Regions from separate parts of the Homo sapiens genome. Here region 1 is linked to region 2. Evidence: read pairs that join two places in POLR2A ChIA-PET (ENCODE). Cell type or tissue: HCT116. All regions are shown on one strand. Each heading gives the region's core, and the rest is flanking DNA. Links, peaks and the distances in the headings are about the cores only.

Evidence for each region. Peaks named below come from ENCODE experiments on the same cell type or tissue, not always from the same donor. Only the 100,000 strongest peaks of a DNase experiment are listed, where the experiment ranks them.
Region 1: POLR2A ChIA-PET joins it to region 2 with 5 read pairs; 1 of 35 experiments calls an interaction of 5 or more read pairs at or near these places.

Annotation. Positions count from the first base shown.
Region 1 is chr15:71,971,827-71,980,318 of GRCh38, reverse strand. MYO9A (myosin IXA) reads left to right here. Exons shown (of 42, transcript NM_006901.4): 12 at 2,027-2,148. It also overlaps a transcript of MYO9A-AS1 not described here. Among named protein-coding and RNA genes, the nearest start is that of MYO9A-AS1, 17 kb to the left of the region's middle. In HCT116, for the core only: no CTCF peak of the experiment used is centred there; a DNase peak (open chromatin) is centred at 4,618.
Region 2 is chr15:71,428,090-71,436,581 of GRCh38, reverse strand. All of the region lies in intron 7 of THSD4 (thrombospondin type 1 domain containing 4), which reads right to left. Among named protein-coding and RNA genes, the nearest start is that of THSD4-AS1, 240 kb to the right of the region's middle. In HCT116, for the core only: no CTCF peak of the experiment used is centred there; no DNase peak of the experiment used is centred there; H3K27ac peaks cover 4,080 bases.

The sequences.
Region 1 (8,492 bases), core at 254-8,253, 540 kb before region 2:
CACATCAGAATGCTGTTTGGCATTATCTGCTGTGGTTAAACATGTAGTTTATAATCCTGTGTTTTCACTCAAAGATAAGTATAAATGCACACCAAAAGTTTTGTGTGGAAATGGTCATAAGACGTTATTTTTAATGACCAAATATTAGAATTAAGAGCAGTGTCTATCAGTAGTAGAGTGGGGCTTGACTTGTGCCTATAATCCCAGTGTTGTGGGAGGATTGCTTGAGATTGCTTGAGGCCAGGAGTTCGAGACCAGCCTGGGCAACAAAGAGAGATCCTGTCTCTTAAAAAAAAAGAAAAAAGTAGAATGGGTGAACAAGTTATTGTATACAGATACAATGGAATACTCTACAGCAGTGATTCTCAAAGTTTATTCCTTCTCTCTCCTCAATAATAGCATCAGCATCACCTGGAACCTTTTTAGAAATGAAAATTCTAAGTACTCTATACCTACTTAAGCAGAAATTCTGGGGATGGAGTCCCAATACTCTTGTTTTTTAACAAGCCGTTCTTGTGATTCCGTTGTATGTTAAAGTTTTAGAACTAATGCTTTGTAGCAGAGTTTGGCACACTTTTTCTATAAGGGCCAGATCTTTTAAGGCTTTTTGGGCCATATGTCTCAACTCAGCTGTTACATTGACAAAGTAGCCATAGACAATATGTAGCTGAGTGATTGTGTTGTTTCACAATGCAATTAAAATGAATGAACTTCAGGTACATCCAACAAAATGGTTGTGTCTCTGAAACATTAGCTGAATGAAAAAAGAAAAGAGACAAAATGAGTATGTGTTATGTGATTCCATTTAGATACTATTTATAAATAGGGGAATCTTATTGATTGTATTAGAAGCTGACTTTGGGTAGGAGGGTTTGGATAGTCCTTGGGAAGAGATAATGAGGAGGACTTTTGGACTTCTAGTAATGCCTATAAAAATCATTAAGCTCATACTATCTAGTGTGTATATTTTTCATGCTGCAAAAAATTGGGGGGAAATACCTTTCTTACTGCCATTGGGGAGTGACCTTTATATGACTATTTCTTATGTGTGAAATTGTTAATTAAAAGAAAAGAATTAAGTATTTACCTTTCCTAGTTAGAGTAACTATAGTTTATGTTAGTGTTCATTCTTCTTTACTGGATAATAATGAATACAGAAAGAATGATGGAATTTCAAAATCAAAAAGAACAACAAAAAAGAATTTCAAAATCACTATTTGCAGATTGGCAGTTGACTTGTGCTGCAAGTACTGTAAGTGAATGCTAAAACAATTAGGTACATGGGATATTTTACCTGATGCCTAAATACCACTGCAGTGCAGAAACATATCTCCTTTACATTCTCAGGTGCATTTTTTCCTTAAAAAAACCATCTAAAAAGTGAAAGTATCACAAGGATGAATAGAAGAATATATCTCCATACAGGAAAGAATAAGAAAAAATGGAGCGCTTTGTAAGATGATTTTAAGTAGTTACTCAAGACCTGAACCTCGAGTTTTTTAACCTTAGAATTCAAAACCTTTTCTTTAAAAAAAAAAAAAGTCCTAAAGATTATATTTTGCCAAAGTTTAGTGTGTATGAATTCCATATAATTACTGGAGGGTGATGGGGTCCCACTTTTCCCAGAAATTGTTTCATTAAATTCATTGTTGATAATCCAGGAAATATAGTGCTTTTTGATGGCTTAAAGTCATGTGGGAGATATTAGCCTTTTTTCTTCATTGTACGTTTTTACTTAGTGGAGTCATCAGGTAGTGAGACTAAAACAAATCTAGCCCTACATTTTGATTAGAATGAACTTAGAACTGGCATTCTAACAAAAAAAATTTGTGGCATGTCTTTTTAAGAGAAAACAAATACGTTGTATTAAGATTTGTACAACTGAAATTATACATTCTTTCATTGTGTGGATTGGTGATTTTTAAAATCTTAGAATTTTAAGCAGGGTAAAAGCTTTTCAATCTATATTATATACCTATTTTCTGCAAGATGAATAAATTGTTATTTTATTTTTTGGTTTTTCTAGGAGGAATATAGAACTGAAGGTATCAGCTGGCACAACATAGATTACATTGATAATACCTGCTGCATAAATCTTATTAGCAAAAAACCAACAGGACTGCTTCATCTTTTGGATGAAGAAAGCAAGTGAGTGTGATTCTTTTCAATTTTGTTATTGGCTGTTTTGGCTTTTTATCTCCTTTTAAGTTTAAACTTTTTTCTTACATTACCAAATAAAGAGCCAAATTTTTTTTGTACAATTTATTTTTTTATTTATTTTTGAGACGGAGTCTTGATCTGTCACCCAGGCTGGAGTGCATTGGCCCCATCTCGGCTCATTGCAACCTCCACCTCCTGGGTTCACGCCATTCTCCTGCCTTAGCCTCCAAAGTAGCTGGGACTACAGGTGCCCGCCACCATGCCTGGCTAATTTTTTGTATTTTTAGTACAGACGGGGTTTCACCGTGTTAGCCAGGATGGTCTCGATCGCCTGACCTCATGATCCACCTGCCTTGGCCTCCCAAAGTGCTGGGATTACAGGCGTGAGCCACCGCGTGTGGCCACAATTTTTTTTTATATCTGTGTGTTTCTAGGTAATTAGGATGGGCTTCATTACTTGAATTCATTTTTTTCTTAAGTTCTTCTAGATTTATTCAATACACCTTGATGTCAAACTTGTTGACTTTTTTTTTTGGTTACATGTTTCTTTCTTTGTAAATTGAGCTTCATGTATGAGATGTGTTTGTAGTTTTCATGTTTAGCAGAAAAGAATATCGTGATAGGCCAAACGTGGTGGCTTATGTCTGTAATCTCAACACTTTGGGATGCCAAGGCGGGAGGAGCACTTGAGGCCAGGAGTTCGAGACCAGCCTGGCCAACATGGTGAAATCTTGTCTGTGCTGAAAATATGAAAATTAGCTGGGCATAGTAGTGCAGGCCTGTAATCCCAGCTACTTAGGAGGCTGAGGCATGAGAACCGCTTGAACCCAGGAGGCAGAGGTTGCAGTGAGCCGAGATGGCGCCAATGCACTATAGTCCAGCCTGGGCGACAGAGCAAGACTTTGTCTCCAAAAAAACAAAACAGAAAAAAGAATGTTATGGTAAATTAGTAATGTCTGCCATGATCGTGCAGTGTAAGTGGCAACATCTGCCAGTTATTTACTATTCCTTGATAACACTGTTCAATATAACTGAGTTAAATATATGCTTCAGAAATAATGCTTTATGTAGCATTCTTCAGAGTATTCTCAACAATGTATAAAATACAGTTGATTATCCTAAGAGATGGCAAATCTAGATTTGGAGAAACTGAGATGAGGTGGTTGTGAGGTTTTTATGACTGTTTAGTAAAAAATTTAGAAATTGAATTTATTTACCTGATTTCTAGTTTAATATTCATTAGACAAGATAGAAAGTATTGAGGATTTACTATTAGAGGTAAGATGATTGTGTAAGGTGGTAGAATAAAAAGCTAACAGAAAGAAGACTGCTAACAGTTTAGTGTCACTCTGACCTACTCTATCACTAGTCAACTTCCATTAATCTAAAGAAATTAAAATGCTGTTAACACAAGTAAAAAGTACCTTAATTTTCTGTCCAGAGTTTTGTAAAAGTTTCTTGCATTACTCTATATGCCCCAACATAATTATTGTCTCTCATAAAATTGTAAGGTTTGTAATTCACTGTTTGTATACCCTACCTCTGGTATATGTTTATTTGGGAAGGCTTTATAGGTGATTTTGATATTCCGTGTTGAGAACCGTTGTGGTTGATAATGGAATGATTAGCATTTCTTTTTGTTTGGGGAATTTTATAGTAACAAAAGAAAGTTTAAGAAACAATCCAAGAAAAAAGATTATATAGGTAGGAAATGGAGGACCTGAGAGTCAAACCTGTCAAGTATTTCTGACTAATAAGCTTGTGCTTTGAAGTATTATATTGCTTCCCTGTAATATTTAGGTGTTAGAGTCAGAAGTCCAGGACTTGTATCCCATTTCTATAACTACTGTTACAGAAAAACTCTCAAACTGTGTTTTTCCTTTACTCTAACACCACAGTAATCAACACAGAAGACTTCTGTGACCAAATGTGTGGGGTTTTTTCCCCACTAATAAGCAGTGGACACCAGCTGGGTATCCTCTATTCAGATTTGACACTGTCTACCTGGAGGTAGTATCAGATCCCACAGATCGAGGGCTCAGTCCCCAAAACTGCACCTCACCCCACCTTCAGACCCCCGCCTGTAATCCATGCCTCCAGAACTTCTGACCAACCAGGTTCTCCTTGAGTTCAATTAATTTGCCCGAGCAGCTTGCAGAACTCAGGGAAAACGAAACAATGAGGAGCTGCGTAGGACGAGGTGTGGGGGAAGGAGCACAGAGCCTCCATGTCCTCCCTGGGTGTACCACCCTCCAGGAACTCCCACATGTTCAGCTATTCAGAATCTCTCTGAATGCTCTTTTTTGGGGTTTTTATGGAGGCTTCATTACATAGGCATTACTGACAACTGTGTAGAAATGTGATTGGACAAAAAGAGTATGATCTCATACTAATAGACTGAGTGAGAAACCCAGTAAGGCCTGTTTGTCTAGATTCTTCTTGGCCTCTCTGTGCAGCATTCTTTCCTTCAGAGTATGGGGCAGGACCCTTTCTGGAATGAGGATCTTTTGATTCACAATCAGATTAGAGACCTGCCTTGGGCAGGTAAAAGGAAGACAGGAGGTTAGAGAGAAAGATTCTGTTTCCTGAGGCTTGCTCCTGTGACCTGCTCCTGAGACCTAAAGCACTCCTGTGACCTGCTCCTGAGACCTAAAGCACCCCAACATTATAACAAAAGACTACACCAAGGGCTGTGGTAGTTAATAAGTCAGGAACCATGGACGAAAACCTACACACACACACACACACACACACACACACACACACACGATAAAATCACGTCATAGGCCAAAGGGCTGTGGTAGTTAATAAGTCAGGAACCATGGACGAAAACCTACACACACACACACACACACGATAAAATCATGTCATAGGCCACGCCCTGGCTTTCAAACATGGATCCTTTACATCATCAAAAGAATATACAACTCAAACATACTGCTACATTACTAGAATCCCATTCAGTCATTAGTAATTAGTCCAGTTCATTATCATGTTGTATGAATATGTCTCCCAGGGAGAGACCACTCAAGTTTGCAGGCTTCCTTTCAGTCTTGTCAGATTCCAGAAGCAGGAGCAGTCTCCGCAAACATACAACTTTTACCTTTTGAGCATCTCTTATAACTGAGTTAAAGACAGTGTCATCTCTTGCTCTGAGCTTCTTTAAATGTGTTAATGTAATGTTGGATTTCCCTCAATGAATAACCCATTTATTCCTGTCTTTACCCTCAGCTGCTATTCCTCCTCTCCAGTAGTTCCCAAACTTTTCCTCCTTTGGAAGGCACATTAAGAATTGCCACTGTGCTGGTTTAGATTGCAGACAACAACTCTAGTCTAGCAAGTACCTCCTCCTCAGTCCACTCCCCTTTAGATAGGGTAAATTACATGGGTGCAGAACTAGTGAGCTGTTTTTATGGCCAGGAAAAGTAGTAGTTGCATTCACTCTTAGCCCCAATTTTGCTAGATAGAGTGAAGGTACAACCCACCCCCATTATGCCCTTAGGAATTTTGACTTAAGGTTTAAAAATGTAGTTACAGTTTCTTGCTTAGAAATCATCCCTGCTTCCAGCACTTGCAGTTGCAGCCCTTGTCCTAGGACCACTGCATCTGGTAGCGGAGAGAAAAAAAGTTTTTTCTTTTTGAGGTCATCTGGGGAAGAAAAAAATTATAGTTGTTATACCAGTGTACTCCTCCCTTGGGAAGAATTGGATAGTCATACCAGCACCTTCCCCAACCGCCTCTTTCCCAGATGAACCAGAAAAACAAGAAAAATCTAAGGGGATGCTCCTTTAGTCCCACTCATGTTGAATGTGAGCACACACTCGTGAAAGCATGCAAGCCAGCCCTTCATTCTTTTATCTTCCTGTGTTTTAGACAACCAGTGTTTTAATTGCCCATCCTACTCCTTCATCAAACTGTTACTCTGAGGAGGATTTTTTTTTCCTCTTTGTTGGACATGGTAGGCTGTACAATGTGTTTCTCGTTCTGAAAAGATGATGATTGTCCAAATCCATGCGATATTTTCTGTTTTTTGGTTTTTGTTTGTTTGTTTGTTTTTTAAATGGCACTCTGAGCATTTGCATCTTCCACTGGGTAAGGAAAGCTCACTTCAGAGTCGGTGACTATTCCTGTCAAGACCCATTCATTTGTAGCCCCCCAGGGCTACCAGCATCAGTCTCACTTACCTTCTACATTCAGGGTCTTCCCACTAAGGAAACTGCCACATAGCCATTGGAAGTCTCAGACTCTCTTGCTGACAAAAAGAACAGTTCTTATTGGCATTTTGTGCTTGAGAGAAGGTGTAAGAGGAATGTCTAGATTTAGCGCTTCTCAGCACTGCTGTAGTACCCCCATATCTGCTCATTTCATGGACCTATGTAGAAGGGACCCCCTTAACTACAGCATTTACTGTAACCTCGTAAGTAGATAACAGACACATTCATTGGGCGAATATCCTTATCATCATAAAGCTAGTCTTACGTAGCTTGCATATGAAGCATATCAGCTGCTTCATCTGGGTTGTTCTGCTTGGCATTTCTAGGGAAAGTTGGGCAATCCCCCTTTCCAGAGTAAAAAGATCATACAGTGGCTTTTATCCAGTCCACTATGCTGGCTGTTGCCTTGGGAATAACGTCCTGTGTGTCTCAATCATGTATAGATGTCTGAGATTGCTTAGTAGTGAGCCCTGTGTCCTACATCAACCCAAACATGTTTTCCACGGTAGCATTTAAACCAAAGCTACTGCCCCTAATGTAGTTACTCTCATAATCCATTTTAGTAAAGGTTCTTTAGGAAGCTAATGATACCAATCTACAAAATGGAACTATTCCTTCACACTATGCAAATTAATTGAACTCAAGGAGAAGCTGGTTGGTCAGAAGTTCTGGAGGCATGAATTATTGGCTGGTGTCTGAAGGTGGGGTGGGGTGCAGTTACTTCGTTTTGCCCTTTTTCCACATTGACTACCTTCTTGGTAACCACATGTCTCAGAGGTACTTTGTTGCCCCTGCACAATTCTGTCCTTGGAGGGTGGCTTTGAGGCCAGCAGCCTGAGCTCAAACAGACCAAGATCTGAGGTTTATCCAGCTTCAAGGACCAACACAGTACTCTCTTTAAATTTCATTTTAGCTATTATAAATAACAATAATTAAGGGATTATTTATTTATAATAGCTAGTTTTATGGCTATTTATTTATAACAGCCAGTTCATTTTTTTTCTTATTAGTTTGCATTTCCTTATGCAGCCAGTGAACCAATTCCCCAGGAGTTGGAACCATCTCTAAATTCCACTGATAACTTTTACCTTTAATAACCGAGCATAGCAGCTATGGCTTCATACCTTGGGTGACCATGTGGCCACACCAGAACAAAGGTTTCTCATCTTCTACCCTTTTATCCTTTTTCTTCCCAAACCACATGTTTCAGTGAGCCAGGGCCTTTTTAGCAAATCTCACTTCTCTGACACCAGTTATTTGGGAAAAACATTAAAACCATGTTTTCCTCTGCTCTCACACCATAACAATCAACATGAAGACATCTGTGACCAAACGTTTGTGGGGTTTTCCCCACCAGCAAGCAGTGGACACCAACTGGGTGTCCTCTAATTCAAATTTGATACTATCTACCTGGAAGTAGCATCAGATCCCACAGATCGAGGACTCAGTCCCCAAAACTGCACCCCACCCCACCTTCAAACACCAGTCAATAATCTACTCTTCCAGAACTTCTGACCAACCAGCTTCTCCTTGAGTTCAATTAATTTGCTGGAGTGGCTTGCAGAACTTGGGGAAACACTTACTTACATTTACCCCAGTATATTATAAAGGATATTGCAAAGGATACAATGAAGAGATGTGTAGGGCAAGGTATGGGGGAAGGAGTAGAGAGTCTCCATGTCCTTCCTGGGCACTCTACCTTCCAGGAGCACCCATATGTTCGGCTATCTGGAAGCTCTCTAAGTGCTGTCCTTTTGGGTTTTTATGGAGGCTTCATTACATAGGCACTATTGACCCTGTGTAGAAATGTGATTGGACAAAAGAACATGATCTCATGAGTGGGAAACCCAGCAAGGCCTGTCTGTCCAGATTCTTCCTGGCTTCTTGTGCAGCATTTTTTCTTTCAGAATATGGGGAGGGACCCTTTCTGGAATGAGGGTCTTTTAACCGGCAATCATATTAGAGGCCTCCCTTGGGCAGGTAAAAGGAGGACAGAAGAAGGTTAGAGAGAGAGATTCTGTTTCCTGAGGCCTGCTCCTGAGGCCTAAAGCACCCCAACATTATAACAAAAGACTACACCAAGGGCTGCAGGAGTTATGAGCCAGGAACCGTGGATGA
Region 2 (8,492 bases), core at 171-8,170:
CCGAAACCACTCTGCTCTTCTGGAAGCCAGATTCGAGGGAACCCCAGACCTGATATGCCAGCCAAAGGGGAGAAATTCTTATCAGTCACTCTTGGTCACTCTTTGTGAAATCTGGTTAAGTAGGTGGTAAAAATAACTGTCTCATTTTCCTTTCCAAATTTAAGATTAATGGGAGAAAAGCACTTGTTTGACTAGCATTGAGTATAGCAGCTCTGGTGTATTTTTATTATGAATATTCATATTATCTAATCCTTCTCTTTCCAGAAATAGTCTTTGTTTTTTCCTTCGTCTTTGTCTTCCTGTTTTGTTTTGTCATAAATAAGGGTATCACAGGGTAGAAGTAGGATAGAACATAGGCCTAAAACCCCTATAAGCCCATTGTCTGAGCTGATCTCCACAGACTGGTGAGTTTTATGGTTCTCATCAGACCCGCATCTATTTAAGACAAACTGTGCTGTGGGTCCCTGAAATGAAAACCGGATGAGGGTCTCCTTTCGTCTTGCTTTATGCCCTTCAGAGTTGACTTGTAACCAAGAGGGAGCATTCTCCCTTGGTCTCTGCCTCTGGGGGTGTGATTTTCAGGTCACGTCCAGTAGCTAGTCTAAAAGCACTGGGAATCCTGAGCCATGTCAAATTTTAAGCAGCACTCTCTTTTTCTCCCCAAATGTGCCAAGCTGTCAGTGGAGTCTGTCCTAAAAGGAGTTCTATCCATGAAGGGCTTCTGTTGCTTCCATCTTTGTTGCCTGGTTAGTGCTGGGAAAGTCTAATCCCTGAAGTGCCTGCCCTGTGTCACAGGCGTCACAGGTTGGCAGGTCTGTGACTAGAGGCACCCCCATGTGGCCACGTGTCCATGTGCTCATAGGGAGACCAGCTACACCATCCTTAACCGCCTGTGGCAACAGAGATCTGCTATCTTAGCTTATTTCTGGGAGTAAATTTTGGGGAGGATCATGAAGGCTGCATCTTTCGCACCCATTTAAAAAAAGATGCCAATTTTGCCTGTCGTATTCTAAACCCGGAAAGTTACCTCAGGGACTTTCCATGAAAAAAGCCTTTTTGGCTTGAGTCACTTATGAGATAAAGAAATTCTCTAAATTTAAAAGACTACTCTTTAGAGAGCTATAGTCTTAAACAACTATCTTATTGGTACCTATGAAAAGAAACAAAAGAAAGATAGCCTAAAAACTCCCTTGGCAAGATTTTTAAAAGGCAGAAATCAGATCTAAAACAATGTTAAAATCCTTTGTACATGTAAACTGTCTGCTTTGGAGCCTTTGAGGAATTTGCAAAAAAGACACTCTGGCCTGTAGTTTAGTGACTAGGATTCTGAACTTTCTCTGCTCTGTCTGGGGTTGGTTTCCCAGTCAGAGAACCAGTCCCTTGGAGATATAAATCCTTTAACTAAGAAGAAAAAAAAAATGAAACATTTATAAGGATTTGTTTTAATTACTTGTTTTGAATTTATATTTGTTTGACTCTTGACTTTTTGGAGCACACATTTGTCATTGATCCTTTTCCCTCCCATGAACAGCTACTGTTGTGCAGCTCATCTTTAAGTTTCTTTTTTCTTCTAACTGTCTTAGCGGGTGGCTCCGGGTCTTGGGAGGACTGTTTCTTTGCACCTCTTTAGAGATGAATCATACATTCTTGGTTAAGTCATAAAAGGCTTATTGATTTGCATTCAGAATCACCTGATAGATGCTTTTAGTTTTTTAAAAAATTAAAAACCCAGAATATGTGCTGTTTGTCCCCATTGAAATCTAATAATAAGAAATTGTAAAGGATTGTTTCAAAAAGAAAGGTCTGTGGTTAGAAATGGTTAGAAATCAGCTTCATTAAAAGCTGACATTCAGACTGCACTTTTTTTAAGCTTCTCCGTTCTCTTTTGGATATTGTTCTCCCATAAGAACTTTTTAGTCAGCTAGATTCCCTTTTCTCAAACCCCTGGTAACTAAAACTTCACAGGCCTTTTGGAAAACTTCATCCCTCCACGCTAAACTATCTCCTCTACAACTCATTCTTCCAACTACTTTTGCCCCTACTTCCTTTTGCCACCTTCAATACTACATGAAGAGATCTAGAGGAGACTTCTATCAATCCTTAAACCCCTTCAGAAATTAAAAAAAAAAAAAAAAAAAAAAAAAAAAGGGACCACTGACCTCTTTTTGTTTTGGGATTCCCTGTCTTCCTCATAACACTCCAAAACTCGTGGGCAGGTTCCTCTCAGGTCTAAAGCTCTGCTCTTTTGCACTGATCTGCTTCATCTCTTTGGCTTCTGTGTACATAATGTGTGTTACATGCTATGTTTACATGTATGCATATGTGTATACATGTGTTTGTATGTTGTTTAGATGGTACCGATTTAGAAATACGTAAATACTCATAAATCAAGTAAATAAGCCCAAATGCTTTTTTAGGTTCAGGTTGACATTAATAAGCCTTTGGTAAATAAAGCTAGCTTTAAAATTGTTGGTAAAATAACATAAAAATGGCTTCAGAATTTAATTAGGACATTTTGCCTAGGTCTGTCAGACAGACTTATGCTGTCTCTGCTTGATGTTTTAGTGTAATAAAACTATTGCTTTTGTAATAATTTTTGATGCTTGTTTGTTTTGTCTGTGAGCTAAAGCTCTAAGGGCCGGCTAATGGGGTTCCCCAAAGTTCTGTATACATCTTGCTGTGAGCTTATGCCTTTGGTTTTGAGCCTCTGGATTTTGAGGTGTAGAAAGGTGGCCATGGTGAGGCCTGGGGATATGTGTGTGTGCAGCACCTGGGCCATCAGCTACAGGGCAGGGCCCAGCCTAACATGGCCCCATCATTCCTGGCCCAACTCTGTCTCCTGGCCATGTTGGGAAGGGTTGGATCCTCCTGGCATCATCTTCACAGCTGTTTCCTTTGTCCTGGGCTCTGTACCTAGTATGTGAATCCAGAACAGACAGGCCCTGCCCTTCATAGCCACCTGTGTGCCCAATGAGTACCTGCGACCCAGGATGACTCAGGGGACACACTGGGGAGGGTGTCTATGTCCAGTATCTCAGAGGCCTTAGTTAATATGACACTGGCTAGTACAAGGATAGACTGGTTTTGCTTTTGCAAAACAAACAAACAAACCAAAAAAAAAAAAACAAAGAAAAAAAGTTAACTTAAATGGCTAGTTTTGTTCCCCATAAGCAATTAAGATGTAATTGTTAAGAACAAGTAAATTAGGTAAATATGAATGGGATAAACATTTATAGACAAATGTGTCAGTTCAAAAAAATCTTTTCAGTAATTTAAAATCTTAAAGTCATGTTATGTTAAATAATAGATTAGCATGAAATGTCTGTGTCATATCTAAATAAATTAAAATACTAAAACATTAATTATTAAACATAAGTTTAAGCTTACATACTTTTGGCTTTTTATTTCACAAAGAAAGAATAAACTTACTAGTAAATATGCCGTCTTCCACATTAAAAAACTGTTCTACAGAAAAGGCTGTTTCTAAAAATTATAAAATATATATTTATAAAATGTTTTGGTACACAGCAATTAAGTTGCTTACTTTTCAGGTTTTTCACTGAAAATTAAGGTTACTAAGAGTTAAAAGTATAATTAGAATATGTAATCAAAACTACCAGAAATAAAGGAAATAATTCTGTATACAACACGTACAGGGAGGGTAGGAAATGTTTTTGGTGAGGAAGATTATTAAAAAGGCATAAGGATGTGGTTTTTGTTTAAAAAGATTATTTTGTCTACTTTAGAGGTTATTTAAAAGTTGTTCCCAAATGAAGAAATAAAAAGATGGTATAGATAAAACTGAATAAATATAAAAAGTTGAAAAAGAATAAAATAAAACTTTAAGAGGTTATAAAAGTTTATAAAAATTGTATCATATGTGGTCAAAGCTGACTATACAGGATAGGTTTATTTATAAGATTTCATTAAAATTAGCTTTAGCATTGATACTGATGCAAAAATAAATTTTGGTTGTCTCTTGCAAGCAAGATTTACAAATATTGACAAAAAAAGATTTTGTTCACTTTTTGAGTAAACTGCAAAAAAAAAAAAAAAAGAAGGGAGGGAAAGGAACAGATTATATATGCTTCATGCTGTTTTTACTGTGTCTTTTGATTATTTGGAAAACTGAGTCTCCCGTCTATCAAAGAGTAAAGGTTTTAGCTTTTTGAAATCTCTAAATTATCACTTTGGTTAAACAAATGATTGTTTCACAATGACCTGTGATTCTACTTTTGATCAAGTCTTTTGAACATTTTTAAAAGACTTCAAAATCAAATTTCAAATTCTAAATTAAGTCTTTTCAACCTTGAACTACTTTTGAACATTCCAGAAGGGCCTTTGGAAGGTCCAGAGAGACGTATTAGGCATACTCAGTATGTTAAAATCACATGGGAAGCATTGGCAAATACAAAATGGTGTTTAGTTTTCCTTGAGTTATATTTGTATAAATGTGTAATATGTGTTCCAAAATAGTACGCGAGTCCTAGAAATCTGATATGTCTTGGTTTATGTTACCAGTCATAATCGTAATGTTAAATCTTGTATGCCACAAAAATAACCAGATCTCTTTGTGTGGAGACAAAATGACTCCATCTTGGATGTTAATCCACCATTGACTTCTGAATGACCCTATTTCTGTGAATGCCTCCTGATTTCTTCTTAATTTATTGTCCTTAGTGTAAGAATATGTGCTCACTACAAATCCCGATTTTAGATCAAAGCAACCTTGATGTTATCACATAAATTATAGGCTATGACACATATAACATTCTTGGTGTTCTGGAGGGTTGCCTTGAATTGTCTTGCTGGAGCATGTATACCTTTCCCCTATGGTATACAAGCCTTGGGTCTGGGAAGTAACAGTGTAGATATCGACCTGTCTTGCAGCCACCCAAGACCACGTTTCTGTCTGTAAGTTCCCCTAATAAATCATCATATACCAACAAACTGGATTTATCTGCCTCATTTTTTGGTTTCTTGGCTCCTTTGGCATTTGAGAACTGCTTTTTACATACAGATCTTTCACAGAACACCTTGTCGATTGCATCATTATTGTGAACTCTCATAAGATTTTTAACCATGGCCATTTTAAGTCTTGTTGTCCACAGTAAATTGTTTTACTCTGATGCTTCTCCTGAAAGACATTTGCAAGTGTTCTGTCTTCAAGAAGGTTCATGAAAAAAATAAAAAGCTTCTGACAGCTACCCTGAAATATAGACCTCTGCTAATGACTTTGAGATTATCCAGTTGGACTGTATAAAAATTTTAATAATTCCAATGGAAAAAGCTGGACTCATAAAACTGTGAACTCAACCAGCAGAATAAGAATTACATGGGCATCAACTGATTAAGGATTATGATATTTTATGGCTTTAGGTTTGAACATTACTGATTCTTTTTGTTTTGTTTTCCAAAGTTAAGGAGCTTCCTTTTATTCCTCTTAAAGTTTACAGCAATTGGGTATAGTTTTGTGAACAAAATTGAAACATTTGCCTTTCTCTCTACCTTATCCCTCCAAAATGTTGAAATTCATGAATATTCTTATTTTATGGTAATGTAGTTATTTGCATAAGCTCAGTAAGAATCTGTTCTTCTTGTAACAGAACACAATTGGAAACACTGGTTATTTTACCAAGGCCTTGACTGGAATGTCATATTTTCATCTATGACCAGACAGCTTTACAGAACGGAGGCTGACATTATGAAGCCAATAGAAGCCCTGGGAAAAACTGGCCTAGTACCTTACATACACATTTCTTATGGCTGCCCCGTGGTAGGTAAAGAATGTAACTCTCTTTTTTTTTTTTTTTTTTTTTTTTCTTGAGACAGAGTCTTGCTCTGCCATCCAGGCTGGAGTGCAGAGATGCGATCTCGGCTCACTGCAACCTCCACCTCCCGGGTTCAAGTGATTCTTGTGCCTCAGCCTCCCGAGTAGCTGGGATTAGAGGCGGGCACCACCACGCCCAGCTAATTTTAGTATTTTTAGTAGAGACACCATTTCACCATGTCGGCCAGGCTCAAAAAGAGAGAAATTCACTCAATTTGTGTAGTTATTACAGACGTAGTCTGAGGGCAAGTCAAATCTTTGATTTAGCTTACAGCCTTGAGAGGCTTTTAAAAGTCTAATCTGAGATTCCTTATAAAAATTTTCAGCAAAGCCAACTTGAAAAGTGCCTATATAATAAATCATTATTCTAATTGTACTTTATGCAAGTAATCAGGCCAAGTTAATAAAACTAACTTATTTTACAAACAAATTAGTCTCATTATGAGTATCTTTGGTAGAAATGGAAGGCTAAAGAGAGAAAAGTTACATTTCAGAAGAAAACAATGGTGCATCTGTTGTTAGATTCTAGCCCTGTTCATTGTTTTTGAGTTTTTCTCCTACCCTTCTGACTTGGAATCACTAAAAATTAAAATTTCTTTTTTCCTAAGGCCCTACAAGCTGAAGCTAGTAAACTTGGCTTTGAAAAAAAAAAATCACCACAACAGCTTATATTTGAACAAACTTACACACAAACTAAAATCCAGGAAAATCTATCACATTGCCACTGGCCCTCTCAGCTGACTGCCCCCATGACTCTAAAAGAAACTAGTTTATAGACCACCTCAGACATTAATGTTTGTTTTTCATCTGTTTCCATAAAAATATCTCTTATTAAAGATCTGTTTGCCTGTGTCATGGATAGAGGTCTAATTTTGAGAGCCCATCTACAATACCATCTCTTAAAATGAGAAACTACTGTTTAGTTGGGTTGGCCTATTCTCAGGAATGAGAGACTGGTTTAATGGGATCTTTTACCATTCAGCTACTAACTCTATTTTCCTCTCCACAGTCACTAGCTCATCTGTTAACATGTGAAATGTCCAGGAAACTCTGAGCTCAGAAACGAATATCCCAAAATGTGGCACTTTGATGTGCTAAAGAAGCAACCTCATGGTCTTTCTGATCTCCCTGCTCCTGCTTCTCAACCCTCCATCTCTCCCAAAGGAAAGGATGAAGCTGTTCTTTGAAGCTCTCTTATTTGCCCAAAGTCAAGACCCACCAAAGAAAATAACTACCTCTGCCCCTTCCCTTAGTTTTCATTAACTTAACTCATATTGAGGAAGAAAGATTCAAGTCTGTCAATACACCTGGACAGACTTTTGTCACAAACCACTGTCTTCTATTCTGGTCCTATTCAGTATTTCAAAGAGAATCATTTACCACCCATTGTCTGCTCTGTGGGCCCAACAGACTTTGTCCCAGGCCACTGTGTATTTTCCAAGTCCATTAATTTCCCCCTAACAATCGTTTACTATCCTCAAATTGCCACATATTCCCATCTCTTTCCTCTATGGAGAAGGGTATATAAACATCTGTATCCCATTGAGCTACTGGGCTGTCAGATTCTCCTCCGATTTTCCTGTGTCACGCATTTTACAATAAATGTCGTATGCCTTTTCTCCTTTTAACCTGCCTTTTGTCAGTGAACCTTCAGAGGAGGAAGTGGGAAGCTTGGCCCCTACAGCAGCATGACTGGTAATGGTAAAAGACTGGAAACAACCAACATGTACATCACAGTTAGATAAATGATGGTTGTTCCTAGTGTGCGATACCATACAAATGTAAAATGAATGAGCATGTTCTCTAGATATTGAAACAGAAAGCTCTCTAACACATGCTAAGGAAGACAAGCAAGGGAAGAGCAGTGTCTGTAAAACGCTCCTGTATGTGTCAAAAAGAGGGGGAAGATAATATGAATTGGCTTGTAGATGTAGAAAAATATCTGCATTAAAAAAGAAATTATCAACCACTGGTTATTTCCTGTTGGGGCCCTGGGGAACTGAGTAGTTTTGATGTTTGAGTCATATAAATGTAGTATCTATTAAAAATATGAAACAAAGAATTCAAGTGTTTTCATCTGACACTTTTGTCCTCAAAAACCCATTTTAACCTATTTTTCTAAGTCTTTTCTATTACATTAGTGGTGCTTCTAACTACTTGGTTTGACCTGAATTTTGCCAGGAATTTAAATGAGATGTCCAAATATGGTGTTCAGGTGACGAATGTTTCCTTCACATCTTCACTCAGATGTCCAGGTCCTACTTGAGTCATCATTAGGCTAAGCAGCCTATGTTAAAAAATCGTAATAATAATTAAAAAGTCTGAGCCTATGTCAATATAACTGGTGAATAATATGAGCTGATTCTGCAAGGATGTGCACAGGGGCCAAAAGGAAAGGGGGCTACTGCTTCCTTGGCCCTATTAGTCTGAACAGAGACAGCATGGAGTTTCCCCATACAGCACAGTTTTCTAAAGTTTTATTATGTGCCTTGTGGAACAGTACCTGTAGAAGTGACTTTGCATACAATGAGTATTGCATAGCTCTGTATATATACCATAACAGATCCTACTTAGACAGTGCTTCTAGACTGTGCTTAGGGTCAGGGATGGTGGTGGGTTGGGGTAGAAGTGGACTATCTGGCCCAGAGGACTTTTCTCTGCT